Linked DNA regions of Mus musculus: region 2 is linked to region 1. The links are chromatin loops, found by intact Hi-C in ENCODE. Cell type or tissue: left cerebral cortex. All regions are shown on one strand.

What was found. Peaks named below come from ENCODE experiments on the same cell type or tissue, not always from the same donor. Only the 100,000 strongest peaks of a DNase experiment are listed, where the experiment ranks them.
Region 2: a loop joins it to region 1, with 2.7 times the contacts of the local background. A loop is called at or near these places in 2 of 42 quality-filtered maps.

The regions. Positions count from the first base shown.
Region 1 is chr4:85,838,055-85,846,054 of GRCm38, reverse strand. It overlaps a transcript of Adamtsl1 not described here. Among named protein-coding and RNA genes, the nearest start is that of Adamtsl1, 210 kb to the left of the region's middle. In left cerebral cortex, no CTCF peak of the experiment used is centred here; DNase peaks (open chromatin) are centred at 3,797 and 4,150.
Region 2 is chr4:85,915,063-85,923,062 of GRCm38, reverse strand. It overlaps a transcript of Adamtsl1 not described here and the pseudogene Gm8949. Among named protein-coding and RNA genes, the nearest start is that of Adamtsl1, 130 kb to the left of the region's middle. In left cerebral cortex, no CTCF peak of the experiment used is centred here; DNase peaks (open chromatin) are centred at 72, 2,364 and 4,463; H3K27ac peaks cover 2,519 bases.

The DNA.
Region 1 (8,000 bases):
TGCCCCCATCCTTATGCTCCTAAATATTTTTGAATGGCGAATATCTTATAGGGTGACTGAAAGAAAAAACTCAGTAGATGTATATTGTGTGTATTTTTGTTAAGCTACTAGGAATCTGCAATTCAAAACTCATTTGCTAAATCAAATTAGTAGGAAAGGCATAAAAGTGGGTGACTTAGGGATTAAGAAACATCCAGTGAAAGTTATTAGATGGTATTAATCAATATGAATACCAAATGATGCAAACCCAGTTTATTTTGGATATGAATGATTTCAAATGGGGCTAAGTTGAGATATGTAAACAAACATAGAACCCAGCGCTGAGCATACTACTCAGGCTCCAAAACTTATGTGAAAAGGCAAAGAATTTACCATGGTGAGTTACACTATCAGAAGGGCTCCAGTTACTGCCCCTTACAACACAGACGTTTTAGAAGTGATACCGATATAATTTCTGGTTAAATGACTTGTAGTTCTGAGCACACTGCTTAATTTTTAAAGGCTCCACATTTATTTTATACAAAGAAGCTTATAAATTACTAGATCTAATAGTTTATAACATCAACATTTTGCAGAGTTTATAGGGAGAGTGGTGATTATGAGAAATTACAACTCATCTCTAAACAATCTTTCACTCTCAGAGAAATTCATACATAAAATCACTGCAAAATAATGTCTCTGCATCTGGGCTCCATGCCTCACATTGAGGAGATTAAAATATTCTTGGAGGTATAAGTAGATATCCTTTTAGAAGAGCAGACAAATAAAAAAATGCTGGGCAGATTCACAACAGAATTTCCTAGTGCTTTTTTAAGCGGGAAGAAATCTTTAAAAACCTTCACATAGGCGTTATTTAAGAACTGAGTTATTAACATAAAATACAGAACATTTAGGGAATCAATTTTGGGGATATTCTTTCTGCATTTTCATTGAATTTTTGCCTCTTAAAGTAAAACTGTCTATAGACCCTAATACAGTAACAGGTTAATTTCTGTCAGCCATGTGTTGAAGCACAGCAATGCACACATTTTACATTTCCTGCCATTTGTCCTCTCTTATGGTGGCAAGAAAAATGTGCTTCTGATAAATTTCTGAGACTGAGGTAATCTGAATTCAATTTGGTCACTTGTAAAACTCGAGTCTTATGTTTACCAGCTCTCTCACCTGTAAGAACCATAAAAGATACAAGTTCTGATACCCTTTAAATACATCTGGAACTGGGCTTGGCTGATTCCCGTACTATGAGGTAAGCAATCCCTGCATGATTGACTATATTGCTCTGAAAACAGTCTCCAAATGACAATGTACCAAGTTAGGTAACTTGGACTTGAAAGCTGAGGCCAGGATTCAAGATAGATAGAATTCATTTCAGAGAAGAGCATCCTCAAGTGATGCCTGCAGGGACCCAGATGGCCAATGCTCTGTGCCACCCAAGGCTCTTTAGGCAAAGCACATACTCAAATGGAATAGTGCCAAGGTACCACAGCCTGCAGTATCTCCTGTACTTGAGCATATTGTAAGCAGATGAGGTGCTTAGGGCATCAGGCATAATCCATTTAGTGGTGAAGACCTGGGGGTTATTGCCCAAAGAGCCCAGACCAAAATGACTGTAAGTTGGCAAGAGAAATCTAATGGACTACATGTTACCTGTCTAGAGAAAGAGTTGGAGGTGAGGAGAGGAACCACCCATATGAGTCACAAAAATGGAAAGATTGCAAAGAGCCATCCATGATCAGTTTGCTTCTGTCATCGCCAAGGAAGTAATTTCATGCCCGCCCCTCTTGAAAGGAAACCATGTTACCATGGTGAAGAAGATGGATACAAGCCATCCATGCTTCCCAGGGGTGATTCCTCTGAGATGGCAGGATTCTTTTGTTTTAGTTTCACATGTGTGAAAACACAAATAAGGAAACACTTTTACTTCTAGAACTGGTCTCAGCCATAGAATGTCCACCCTTAAACTGGCAGTTCCTACATTCTAAATGTTCACAGATATCATTTTCGATTTTGAATAAATAGCCAGTTTGAGAAAGGACTAAAAATGTCATGCTAAGGAGGCCATAAAATTTCATAGCAGTGAGCATGCAGTCACCTAGCCCATATTAGCCTAACAGTAATGGCCTTTTCCTGATTATTGGCTTCTCAGCTGGAATGAGTGACTTATGTGATCAATAACCAGTAGCTTTATATTCACTCATGCCAATCATGGATTCACATAACAGTAACAACTGTCTTGTGACCTGTTCAATTTCCTTTTACCCTGTGAAACCCAGGCCTGTGGTTGCCCCTTTGGGGCCAAAGGGCAGAAAGGATCTCCAGGTTTGCTCTCTGTAACCACTACCATTTTGGCTTGTATAAACTCCTTATTCTTTTGTTTTATTCTTTTGAGAAAAGGTTTTATTATAATCCCAGCTGGTCTGGAACTCACTATGTATACTAAGCTGGTCTAGAACTTTCAAGGATCCCCTTGACTTTGCCTCACAGGCATGGGTACAGGCATGTTCTACCATACCTTAAATGAGCTCTTTATTCTCATACTGAGAATGCTTCTGTTTACTTTGTGGTTTACAGGTTGGGCATCCATCACTATCTACTAGAATCAGATACATTCTTAAGCCTCACTTTGGCCCTCTTAATTCTTGATTTCTGGAGTACCTAACTCTGCTGAACTTTGGTGTTGAAGGTGAGACCTGGTCTACTGCAACATTGCCAAGGCAACAGTCTCTCAAAGCCATCACTTTCTGTAGAGCTCCTTTTACCCAGCCACAGCTGAGCCTGGTGGAAAGTTATAAGAACAAAGAAATATAAATGCAAAAATAATGTTTGTAAGCAGCAGTAACCTAGAAATACACAACCACAGACACCTGCCCTTATAAACCATGTTGATTTTTCCATGTTGATTTTCCCATGTTCTATGACTCAAATATGTAGAATCTTCAGAAATACAATCTAACAGTGAAGTTCTCGAGGGTAACCAAGAGCAGTGATTAAAGGTATTAAAGGTTAAAAGTATATAATATTGATTAAAGGTATTGAAGGTTAGAAGTATATAATATTGGGGGCGGGCTATGGGACTTCCCTGGCCTACAAATCCAACAGAAGTCACCTATTCCTGGTATTGGGCTTTGGAAAAGGAAGGCTTAAGTGGGGGGTGGGGTAATGGGAGGGCAGAACAGAGGACACAATAGGGAAAGGGATAACTAATACTAAATATCTGAAATGTCTGAAAATGTCATATGAATAATTACTTCAGCAGAAGCCCCCCATTAAATACATATATACACATATATGTACATATTAAATGGAGTTACCCTTAACAGGGCACCAATGGCCCTACTGGGCACTCTAGGCTAGCAAATAAAAAGCCTGTTTTGGCTTATTTTAAAACCATTTGATATAGAAATTTCTCAGTGATGCCACAAGTACAGCATCACATTTTAACCTTTAAAAACGAATAGAAAAACTTTCTAATCGTAGCGGACATCTAAATGGTGGTCATCCTGCGTTCAAAGAACTTATGTCATTATGTTGAATATTCATTTCGTCGTTCAGTAAATACCTGCTGCAGATGATTAGTGTAAGGCAATAAAATAGTCAGAATCCCTGGCCTCCCGTAGTGGAAGAGACACAACTGTGTGTTCTGTTGAGTAGGAAAACACACAGCATGGCAGCGACGAGTATGCAAAAGGAGAAATGAATCTGGGAGAGAGCTACTCCGTGCTGTCTGTGAGGCTGGCGGCAAGCCAGGCTGCCATGGAGATATGACACAGGGCTGGCCTTAGGGCTTTTCTCACAAGGTGAGTCTTACATAAAGATCTGAAGGAACTCGGGTAGCAATGTGTGTGGAGTCTTGGCAACACAATATCCGGATGAAGCCACAGAAAAAGGAAAGGCATATTTAAGAAGGAGGAGGAGGCCAGAGTGGTTGGAACTTGTAGTGGTTTTTCAAACTGAGTTCCTTTGGCCCTAGGATTCTCAAGCGACTTTTGTAGTGCTTCCACTAAAGACCACTGGAGAATATTCTCTATACAGCTACTACCAATGCCAGCATTTGTTAGAGGTCAGGCGCTGGGCCAAGTTGAATTTTCTACCTTATTTTAACCTTTATAATAACTTTTAAAGACAAGTTGCTATTAGTAAAACACACTCTTGTGACAATCATTTCACAGAAACAAAAGCTTGGCAAGAGAAAGTCATTTTCCCAGGGCCATACCATGAGCCATGAAGCCAGGATTTAAATTTAGATAATATGAATATGACTCAGTACTCTATATTCCAGGAAGCAAGTGGAGATGCATGGTTTTGTGGAAGAAAGAGGAGGGAAGAACAGTATTTTAAAGTTTTATTTCATTCTATCCTCTGCACAACAACCCAATATTAGTAAATATGCTTATTGGTCATCAGAAAATCACCTTTGACAAATGTCATTAAACTAGATGTACAAAGTCCTAATGGCTAGGCACTTGTTCTGAATGAGGAGCTCTGTAACAGAGAGCTCCTCCACACCAAACCACTCATTTAGATACTGATCAGAAATAAAAGTGTTTTAAACAGACCACTGAGACAGGACTCTTGATCCAAGGGAGGCAGATAAATGAGAGTCCATCATTAGAGAACAGGCAAGAGAAATAAAGTCAGAAAATAATAAGTCTCTGAAATAGAGACGGGGAACTAATGTCAAGGTTCTTTGAAGGCATCTGAGGGAGCAAGCCAACAGAAGTGGACTGAGTAAAGAGACAGACAGAAGCTGAAAATGATGGAAAAGTCTGGAGAGTCTGTGAGCTGGAGACTGAGAACACTGCACATAGCCGAATGACCAACATCTCTCCTTTCAATAGTTTGCATTTTAAACCACATGCAAACTAGTAAAAATGCTCAGCAGGTCATTGTCTCTGTCAAGCTGCCATAACAAATTGCCACTGACTGGGTAATTTAAACAGAGGTCTATCGGTCTGCCGGCGTGCCTTTCTTTTTCTTTCTTTTTTTTTTTTCTTTTCTTTTTTTCTTTTTTAATATTTTTTATTAGGTATTTTCCTCATTTACATTTCCAATGCTATCCCAAAAGTCCCCCATACCCTCCCCCCCCCACTCCCCCCTACCCATCCACTCCCACTTTTTGGCTTTGGCATTCTCCTGTACTGAGGCATATAAAGTTTGCATGACCAATGGGCCTCTCTTTCCACTGATGGCCGACTAGGCCATCTTTTGATACATATGCAACTAGAGACTAAACGCAACACTCCCACCCCACCCAGTCTTTCTTTTTCTTTTCCTGTCTCTTTTTCTTTCTCTTTTAGTTTTATAAGTTCAAAGTCCATGGCCCAAGTGACATTAAATTTTATTTCTCCTAAGATTTCTCCCCTTGGCTTATCAATGGTTTGACATGCTAATGTGATGCTCACATGGCTCTTCCTGGGGGCATACACAGGAGCTCTTTAGTTATGCTTGGGCCAATCCTTATGATGTCAGTTAACCTGAATTATTTTCCTGCAGATAGAGGCACATTTTGGTTTAGGACTTCATCATATCACCTGGAGGAAGCTACAAGCAGTACATAATAGCAACTGAAAAATTGTGTGGGAATATGAGAGTTCAGACTGGACCATGATGGTATCAATATGCCAACAGAAACTGAACCAATGTGGTGATGGGATTACTGAAGGTCACCATGGTAAGAGTAGGTCTGAATGTTTCTACAATGCCAGGTAATACCAATATTGAAGAGATATGGGAGGCAGTATCAGGAGCAAAAGAATTACTTAAACATGAAAAGAAAGAAAGAAAGAAAGAAAGAAAGAAAGAAAGAAAGAAAGAAAGAAAGAAAGAAAGAAGAGAAAGAAGAGAAAGAGAGAGAAAGAAAGAGAGAAAGAGAGAGAGAGAAAGAAAGAGAAAGAGAGAGAAAGAAAGAAAGAAAGAAAGAAAGAAAGAAAGAAAGAAAGAAAGACAGACAGAAAGACAGAAAGACAGAAAGACAGAAAGACAGGAAGGGAAGTTGGAGAAAGGAGGAGGAGGAGGAGGAGGAAGGAGGAGGAGGAGGAGATTAACTCGGAGAGAAGAAAATTCTCAGAAAATTGAGATACTAAGACATTGTTAGAGTTTAAATGATATTAAACCTCTTCCACTGAGGTTTATTTTGTGAAATAGTATCAAATGTCATTAGATAGGTCCTTAGCAACCTAAGTTTCTTGCAGTCTAATATAGGCTATGTTATGTTATGGTTTCTTTCTTCTTCTTACTCCTCTTTCTCCTCTTCCTCCTCATTCCCCTTACTTCTTCTCCAGGAGATGGTTTGATTGTGTTTTTGAGACATCTCTCTCTCTCTCTCTCTGGCCCAGGATGAACTAAAGCTCATAACTCTTGTACAGTCATTTCTTTTAATTGCAATAAGCCTTCCAGAAGGGAGGAGAAGACACATGAGGTAAACAAAAGGTCGCATGTCTGGAAGAACCCAGACCTCTCTGTATGACCCCTCCCCTGCTTTATGTATAAAAAGGGAATAAATAGTTGTTCTGGTTATCAGAGCTGAGGAGACATTATTGATTTCTCGGACTCTATGTGCAAGTTGTACAGAGAGATCTGCAGCCAGCCATCTCTCATGGAGGGGTGGGCTTTTCAGTGATGTTGGTACTTTAAGTAACCACTAACCCATTCTGTCATTAGTAACTACAGGGAAAAACAAGTTATTATTTTGGTTTCCTTTCTGGGGTGAGCTGGTTGTCTGTGTGTGTGTGAGTGTGTGTGTGTGTGTGTGTGTGTGTGTGTGCATGTGTGTTCTCTCTGTCTCCTCAAAAAGTCTTTACCTCCAGGTAAACATTTGTATAGCTCAGGCTAATTTTGAAATCATAGCTAAGTAGCTATGATTTATCATTACAAATGTTGATATTATAGGTATTAACTATCATAACTACTTAGATAAGATTTCCTTATTGAGATTTTCTCATCTCAGGCAGTTCTAAAATCCTCAAATTATTGTAACTGTACCTTGCAAGCCAGATGTAAAGTTCTGATAGAAAAATGTCGAAACCACGTCTTTTATGTAGTTGTCACATTTGCCCCTCAATGGCTAGTTGTTTCATCATCTCCCTGTGAAGGAATGCTCTCCATATTCTGTATTCCATTCTCGATTTTATATAGGATGCTAGATGAAGCACGTACAATATGAGTGCCAACTACACTGGCTCTTGCTTTGCTTTGGGTAAGAATGAGTTCCATTAGGACTGAAGTCTGATCTACCGTAGATGCTTTTTGGGATTGTGGCTATTTAAAGTGGACATATCCTGATAAATGGCTGATCATGGGCCTTGGTGATGTTTAACCCAACTCCTCTGACAATTTTGGAATCCTCCTGTCCCAGGCATACACATACGCAGCTCTCCAGATGCAAATGTTTACTTGAGAGACACATGTGTGGAATTCTAGAGTAAATAGAGAGAGTGAGAACTGTCTGTAGTTGAAAGGTCTGTGGGTTAGAATTCACATGTTATATTCCTAAATGTGTCTGGAACTTCCCGAGGGATTTCAGGAAAATCACTTAACTTCCCCAACTCAGCTGAGGAATAGAAATCATATTATTTATCTGCTTTAGATTGTGCAATCATGCTTTCCTTTTTACAGTCTTAGATACTACACAACTCAACGAATCCCCAGGATATTAGAAGGATATTAACATATGCCAAGCAAACTGCAGCCTGAGATGTATCAAGTTTCCAAAGGTCTGTGTTTTTCCTGAGGAAATTTGAGACCAGGGATGATATCTGTCCTGTGGCCACATGAACAGGCGCCTCTCCATTCCCACGTTACAGGGCAGAATTCCACTGCTCCCTCACTTTCTATTCTAGTCAAATATTGGGTCTCCCTATCTTCTTCCCCACCGCCCCCATTTAATAGGAAACACATTCTCTTTCCGTAGGACACAAATAGAAGAAAAAGGGGGGGGGGAGGAGAAAGAGAGATTTAAGTAGAACTGCAGAATCTGTACCTACATACAACTTGCTAAATAT
Region 2 (8,000 bases), 77 kb before region 1:
CTGGAAACTGTCTTATGCGTGGATGTACTTTGCTGAAGCAGACATGTGGGAAGAGATGCTGAGAACAGATGGGTAGTGCTTTTCTGAAGGCAGCCTGGAAAAAGGGCATGTGATGTTTTCCTAGAGCAGATGCTTGAGAGAACACGTACTATTTGGAAAGGGTATGAAGATAACCCAGCAGACGGTGGATCATGCTGTGTGGTACTGGTTCACCTTGCCGTCCTTTACAAGTCATCCTTGGGCTTTGCTGATCCTAGTCTTCACTGATGATGCTCTGTGGTATTGGTTTACCTTGCCACTCTTTGCTGGTCATCACTTTTCATGACTTCGTAGAAAGAAATGCCACTAAAGAGCGTCTGGTGGTATTCCAGCAGCTTCTTGCTGCTTTGGGATGATTGGCAGAACCTCACAGTTTCTTCTGAATCAATCTGTCATTGCTGACTCCTGTATGGGGTTTGTAAATGGATTGAGCTGCTGCTGCTGATTACTGTGAACTTAACTGCTGGTATCTTGACAATGCAGATTGGATTCACCCCAAAGAACTATGTCTAAACAGGTCCACATCCTCCTTTGCCCTATCAACACGTCCACTACCTCTCTGGTGTGTGGTGGACTAGAAAGGAGGTTAAAGCATTTAAAGACCCTTATTAAAACTAGGTTTTGAAAAATATAAGCCTGCACCTAAGGCTCAGGAAACATCATGGAAAAGGGAATTGAAAGATTGTAAAAGCCAATGGCTGTATCTCCTAGAAATGACGGGAAAGGTACATCTACGATAGCTCAACAATCTGGCTGCCTAAAGAAGACATAAGCAGTGAAGACCAGTAGATGTGCTAATGTAGAAGTGGGGGTTCTCATGGCCTTATGCTTAGGCAAAGAACTATAGGCAACTAGAAATATGGAGAGGGAGAGAGGGAGAGAGGGAGAATCAGTCTTTCACGTGAAGGAGTCCAATAGCTTGTTATTCAATATTAAGTGATCAGGCCTGAGATCCTGCACATACAAGAAGGAATACTAAATGGACTTAGCAGGCTGCTCAGTATCTATCTATCTATCTATCTATCTATCTATCTATCTATCTATCTACTTATATAACTATAATAAAGAAAACGAGTCTCTCTCCACCAACCAAGCAAGATACCCAAAGGCCAAGGTGAAGAAGGTGACCTCCCTCTGCCCCCTGCCTTTGTCAAGAAACAGGAGGCCAAAAAGGTGGTCAATCCTTTGTTTGAGAAAAGGCCCAAGAACATCCAGCCCAAAAGAGATCTAACATGCTTCGTCAAATGGCCCTGCTGCATCAGGCTACAGTGGCAATGAGCCATCCTCTATAAGCAGTTCAAAGTACCTCCTGCCATTAACCAGTTCACCCAGGCCCTGGACAGCTACTCAGCTGCTTAAGCTTGCCCAAAAGTACAGGCTAGAGACAAAGGAAGAGAAGAAGCAAAGGCTACTGGCCGGTGCTGAGAAGAAAGCTGCTGAAAAAGGGGACTTCCCAACTAAGAGACTACCTGTCCTCTCAGCAGGAGTCAATACAGTCACCACCTTGGTGGAGAACAAGAAGGCTCAGCTGGTGGTGATTGCCCATGATGTAGACACTATTGAGTTGGTGGGATTCCTGCCTGCCCTGTGTCAAAAGATGGGGGTGATCTACTGCATCATCAGGGAAAGGCCAGGCTGGGGCGCCTGGTCCACAGGAAGACATGCACCACTGTTGCCTTCACACAGGTAAACTCGGAAGACAAGGATGCTCTGGCTAAGCTGGTGGAAGCTACTAGGACCAATTACAATGACAGATATGACAAGATCCGTCGCCACTGGGGGTGGGGGCAACGTCCTGGACCCTAAGTCTGTGGCTCACATTGCCAAGCTGGAAAAGACAAAAGCTAAAGAACTCGCCACTAAACTGGGTTAAATGTATACTAAGTCTTCTGTACATAAATATAATTAGAAAATTAGAAAAAAAAAAAAGAAAGAAAAGTAGACCATGAATTTGAGAGGGAGAAGTATATGGGGGGGGGGGATAAAAAAGAAATTTCGTTGAAACAAAAATTTAGAAAATAAAACCAAATAAATAAAATTCAAGAATTCTATTTTTTAAAGGTACAACTATTTTGTAAATTAAAAGTTATGACTGAGTCATTAAGCTGGAGATAAGAAAAAGAAATCTAAGTCACAGTAAGGCAACTCAACCAGGGTTCACTATTCAAGTCTTGAACAAAGGAGACAAGAAAAGTGGAATAGTCTTAGTTAAGCTTTCTATGAGGTCTACTGTCTGTTTAGCCACAGATGGTTGGGAAACCTGTTGTCTGAAGCAGTCTCTGTGATTCTATTTTTAAAGCAGTAGACTATTTCCTGCGCCCTCTTAGTCCTCCTTACGAATACACATTACCAAGTGTGGCATTTCATCATATTTCCCAAGAGTCTTAGAATTAAACACTGGTGATTTAAAATGTCTCTTACTCATGCATTTCTCATTGTGTCATAGATATGACTAATCACACCTGGCACGTGAAGCTCTGAAACATTAAGGAGCCCTCACCACCTCTGCAAGCTCTTTTTAAAAATACCTTTTGGACCACACACAGATTTTTTTTTTGATCTTTCACCTTAAAAGTTATTATTTCTCTCCTTTCAATGAACCTGGTGCTTTAAATCTTCTCCTGCCAGATGATGGAGTGTCCTTATTAATCCTATATATAAGGCATTTATTTCAAATTATACAATTCATATTTTGGCATGCCACTTATTATTAATGTCTCCTTACAATTTTAGCTATTTCAAGACAATGAAATTTCAAATATACTAAAAGTCCCTCCAGCATTTGAAAATGCAGCTTCTCTTCTATGATGAAGACACAGATAAGAGGTTTTTTAAAAAAAATGATAATATATTTTTATTAGATATTTTTTCATTTACATTTCAAATTCTATCCCCTTTCCTAGTTTCCTCTCTGAAAATCCCCTATTGCCTCCCCCCTCCCCCTGCTCCCCCAACCCACCCACTTCTGCTTCCTGGCCCTGGCATTCCCCTATACTGGGGCATAGAATCTTTGCAAGACCAAGGGCCTCTCCTCTCATTGATGGCCGAGTAGGCCATTCTCAGCTACATATGCAGCTAGAGTCATGAGTCCCACCATGTGTTTTCTTTGATTGGTGGTTTAGTCTCAGGGAGCTCTGGGGGTACTGGTTAGATCATATTGTTGTTCCTCCTATAGGGCTGCAGACCCCTTCAGCTCCTTGGGTACTTTCTCTAGCTCTTTAATTGGGAGACCCTGTGTTCCATCCAATAGATGACTGTGACCATCCACTTCTGAATTTGCCAGGCACTGGCATAGCCTCAGAGGAGACAGATATATCAGGGTCTTGTCAGCAAAACCTTGTTGGCATCTGCAATAGTGTTTGGGTTTGGTGGTTGTTTATGGGATGGATCCCCAGGTGGGGCAGTCTCTGGATGGTTCTTCCTTCAGTCTCAGCTATGAACTTTGACTCTGTAACTCCTTCCCTGGATATTGTGTTCTGCCTTCTAAGAAGGATCAAGGTATCCATGCTTTAGTCTTCCATCTTCTTGAGTTTCATGTTTCATAGCTACACGTACACAGTGATATGTCTCTAGTTCCGCTCAGACACAATTCTGTGTTTCCCTTACCCATTCTTTGAACAGAAAATTTTGAAGGTATTGTATCCAGATATTGCCTTGAGTCTTAGAATGCCATAAAAGTCAAAGACGGGGAATGCCAGTCCAGTGCACACCCGGCTCTATCCATTTACGGTTTCTAATCACACTAAAACTGTATCTCTTCAGCTGAAGAAATGCAAAGTCCTGTCACTGGGCTCTGCTTGTTACAAACCTGAGATAGTGAATGCCAGAACAAACTTCCTAGGACTTGCTTTTTCTTACCAAGCTGTCTTAGAGTCAAGAATATCCCAACTTTCCATTCAGGCAACATCGTCAATTAGGCTTAGACTCTTGAGTTTTCAAAGAAAAACAAAACAAAATAAAATAAAACTTCTTCATTTTGCTCATATTCCTTTTCAGTGCTCCGCTAATTCACCTTCACATCAACTGCACTATCCTGGTACAGGCTGCAGAGACAACTTCACATCAACTGCACTATCCTGGTACAGGCTGCAGACAGTTGGGAAGGGCTGGGCTCTCATTTTTTTTGTGTGTGGGATTTCATATTCCTTTTTAATTTTTCCAATGGACCAGCAGCAGCAGAAGCAGCAGCAGCTATGTATGCACTTTGAGATCTCTTTGAATGCCTGAAAGAATAAGGCCATTGTTTTAAGGTGTGCAGCCCAGAATGAGTCTGGTCCACAGAAGCAGCATAAATGGGATTCTGTGGTCTTGCACACCTGGGGACCAGGTGGAGATGGATCAAAACAGCCAGGAGAGGAGAGAGTGTGGGATGGACCATTTGTCATATTACCTAGACCCCTTTGAAAGTCACTCCCCCTCCTTCGCCTCTTTATGGGTATTTTTCCATTTCTAGCAACGCTGAAGCACAGCTAACCACAGCCTAACACCCACACTGGGCCTTTTGTCTTCAGAGAATTTAAATTTGGGCACAGTGTATTTGTGAAAGACAAATGCCTCAACGTGTATGTGGGACAGAAAATCTGTCCTTTAAGACATCAGGTGATAGGTGATGGACCCTAGTCCTGTTTTTAGGATTTGTGCCTGAGACAGGCCGATCCAGGAAAATCTGAATGCTGCCCTGACTACATGCCAACCCAGAGAAAACAAGTAAATGAACGACTAGGCTGAATTATCTGAGGCTGGTGTAAGACTCAGGAAAACTAGAAAAGGGTTCTAAGTTCTTCTCCTAGCAGAGAGCATTTTTGGGGGCTCTCATGAATGTCATGGGATTGTATTTTGATCTGACTAAATCACCCCTGTGATACATTAGCTCAGCTCACTCATACTGAGCAGGAACAGGGATTTGGTTGTCCAGAAAAACTCAGAGGCAGAGTCTGAGTTTAGGAGTTTGCATGCTTAAAGTGTCTTGTTCATGAAAACAACTGCCAGTATTCTCTGGGTAGTCAGTTAAATGAAGCCAGAAAATGAAGATAAGCAAGGCACAACTGTCTGAGATCATCATTGTTTGTAATGTGCCCTTACTGGGTTTTCTGTTTGTTTGTTTTTGTTTATTTGGTTTTTTTAAAAAAAAATTTTATTAGATATTTTCTTCATTTACATTTCAAATGCTATCCCAAAAGTCCTCTATACCCTCCCCTCACCCTGCTCTCCTACCCACTCATTCCCACTTCTTGGCCTCGGCATTCCCCTATACTGGGGCATATAAAATTTGCAAGACCAAGGGGCCTCTCTTCCCAATAATGGCTACATATGCAGCTAGAGACATGAGCTCTGGGGTTACGTCATATTGTTGTTTCACCTATAGGGTTGCAGACCCCTTCAGCTCCTTGGATGCTTTCTCTTGGGGGCCCTGTGTTCCATCCTATAGATGACTGTGATCATCCACTTCTGTATTTGCCAGGCACTGGCATAACTTCATACGAGACAGCTATATCAGGGTCCTTTCAGCAAAATCTTGCTGGCATATGCAGTAGTGTCTGCGTTTGGTGGCTCATTATGGGATGCAACCCGGGTGGGGCAGTTTCTGAATGGTCCATCCTTTAGTCTTAGCTCCAAACTTTTATGTTTGACCATGAAGTTAAGAATGATAGCTTCAAAGTAAGTCTCATTTACTGGAGACAAGTATGCTGTCAGTGAGGTAAAATGGGATGCCTCCAGAGAAAGACTTTAAGTTCCGGCCACATCATCACACATCAGTAAATGAATGACTTTGGGGGAAAGTCCTTAAAATTGGTTCTCTAACTTCAAAAACTAGGTGCAATAGTAGTACTTCTCTCCCTACGTCATTATGATGATGGAATTAGATAATGCATATTCACTTAGAGTGACTGGCAACACATGCTCAATAAATGGTAGCTATTATTTTTATATAGCTAGTATATTTTATATTGCTACAATAATGTACATTTTATAGTATTTAAATTTAAAGTAGCCTTATATATTTATACAAGTGTGTTTCCAGGAAAAAAAAGTAGAGTTCTAGGTTCTTGACTTGGTTTTCCATTTGGAACTTTAGGACTATGTCATGCTTTGAAGCATCCAACATTGATTGTGGCTAATTCCCTTGTGGGACAACATTAGCTGTAGAAGTATTGGTACCCCTTCCCTGTCTTTTCAAGGTCATGTGACTTAACATACAATCCATGCAGTGTGCTGCTCATGTACTTTAGTTTGGTTTCTTCACCTAAATGTCACAAGACATTCCCATTTTATGGATGATGACAGTGAAATTTAGAGAGATTGAGCAAGATGCCTGACACTGTTATGTTCCCAAGCTATGTGATGGAAGTGGCATTCACTTAATGCAGGGTGAAGGCCCAAGCCAGTTTGACTTCCAGTCTATTCATCAAGGGACCTGTTTAATAAGGTCTGTGACAATGGTCTCCGTTGTAATCGTCCAAGTAAAACTCAGGACCGTTATAAAGAGAAAATACTAAATCAGCTCTCTGTTAATAACAATGGTTATTTTCACTCCTAAAAGATTAATAAGTGTGAGAAGCTAAATTTAAACCTACAATTGGCTAGAGATTAAACTAATACAGCTCTGTTTTGGAAGGAAGCTCTTAAAAGGCCAGAACTCAACTTTTCAAGTTAACAGGATTCAAGCTTTCAATGCTTTCCTTTCTCCTTCCTTTAACCAAATTCAACTTTGTATTTTTCATCTTGCTGTTGGAGTCCTTCCAGGTCACCTCTGTTAAGAAACACAAGGCCCTTGGCACTGAGCTCTTGGGAATGTGCCACATCTGCCTCTGAATGCCTGCCTGCTTACCTTTGATGCTGCAGTCAACACCCAACTTAAAACAAAGCAGGGCTTGAAACAGAAAGCTACTCAGAGCACAATGGGTCCAGCTTACCCACCGGCAGCCTCAGCGATAAATATCATGTGCAGGAAGACCTGAAACCCCCAAAGCAGTTCAACATTTCAAGACAGTGCTAACCAATTTTTGTTCCGGGGACGAGAAAGAACAGTGCTACATCAGAGAGGAAGAGAGGGATAAAGGATGATGACAGCTATGCTGATTCATTGTTTTTTTAAATAATTCTGAAGCATTCTAACTATTTTGGTGTCATGTAGATACTCTGCAGAGCTGAAGAGATTTTGTTCCAATGTGTGTATGGACTTTTATTTATAATAAGGTTTTCATTTTGACATGATACTCCAATTTAAAATGTGGAATTCTTCTTTGCCTTAGTTCTTTAGAATTGAGTATGTAATTCATCATCTTGGTGGTCCCAGGGAAGTATGCTGGAATTCTCAACCCACTTTTAATAGTTACATATCTCCCCATACGGTAACAATATTACCACAATCAAATCCCCGCTACCAGAGACATCAAATAGTTCAATGTGCCCCACACCCAGGAAAATTTTCTTGTCTCAGAGAGGTACATTTCCATCTCTAGATTATCAGAAGAGAATTAATGTGATCCAACCCAAAGTAACGTACAACCCATTGATCCAAAGGGGAAAGAGGAGTGTATGCTCATAAAGACAGGAAGAGGTAGATAAACTCAGGCCCAGTTCCCTTTAAAGATGACCCCTGCTCAAAGCTTGCAGCTCCAGCAGATCTGTTTGTCTGCTTTAGAACAATAGCTTCCTTATTGTAAGAGCCAGAGAGAGTTCTGGGACAAGGAAGTGTTTGCTGCTGAAAAACAAACGGGAAATGGAAACTAGGAATGCACTGTGACCTTCAGGTTCCACAGGGTCAACTCCAAGCTAGGGCTGCTGTTTGCTTTCATGAGCCTTTCAAGTATCTATTAGGAAGAGTCCTTGGTGCATTGTTTCCTTATGAATCAACTGAGGACTTAAAGAAAACAAACAAACAAAAACCCAACAACAAAAGCCCCAAAGAATTCTAGCCCTTTCTGCACTCCTGTTTTCTTACACAAGAAGGGGAGAAT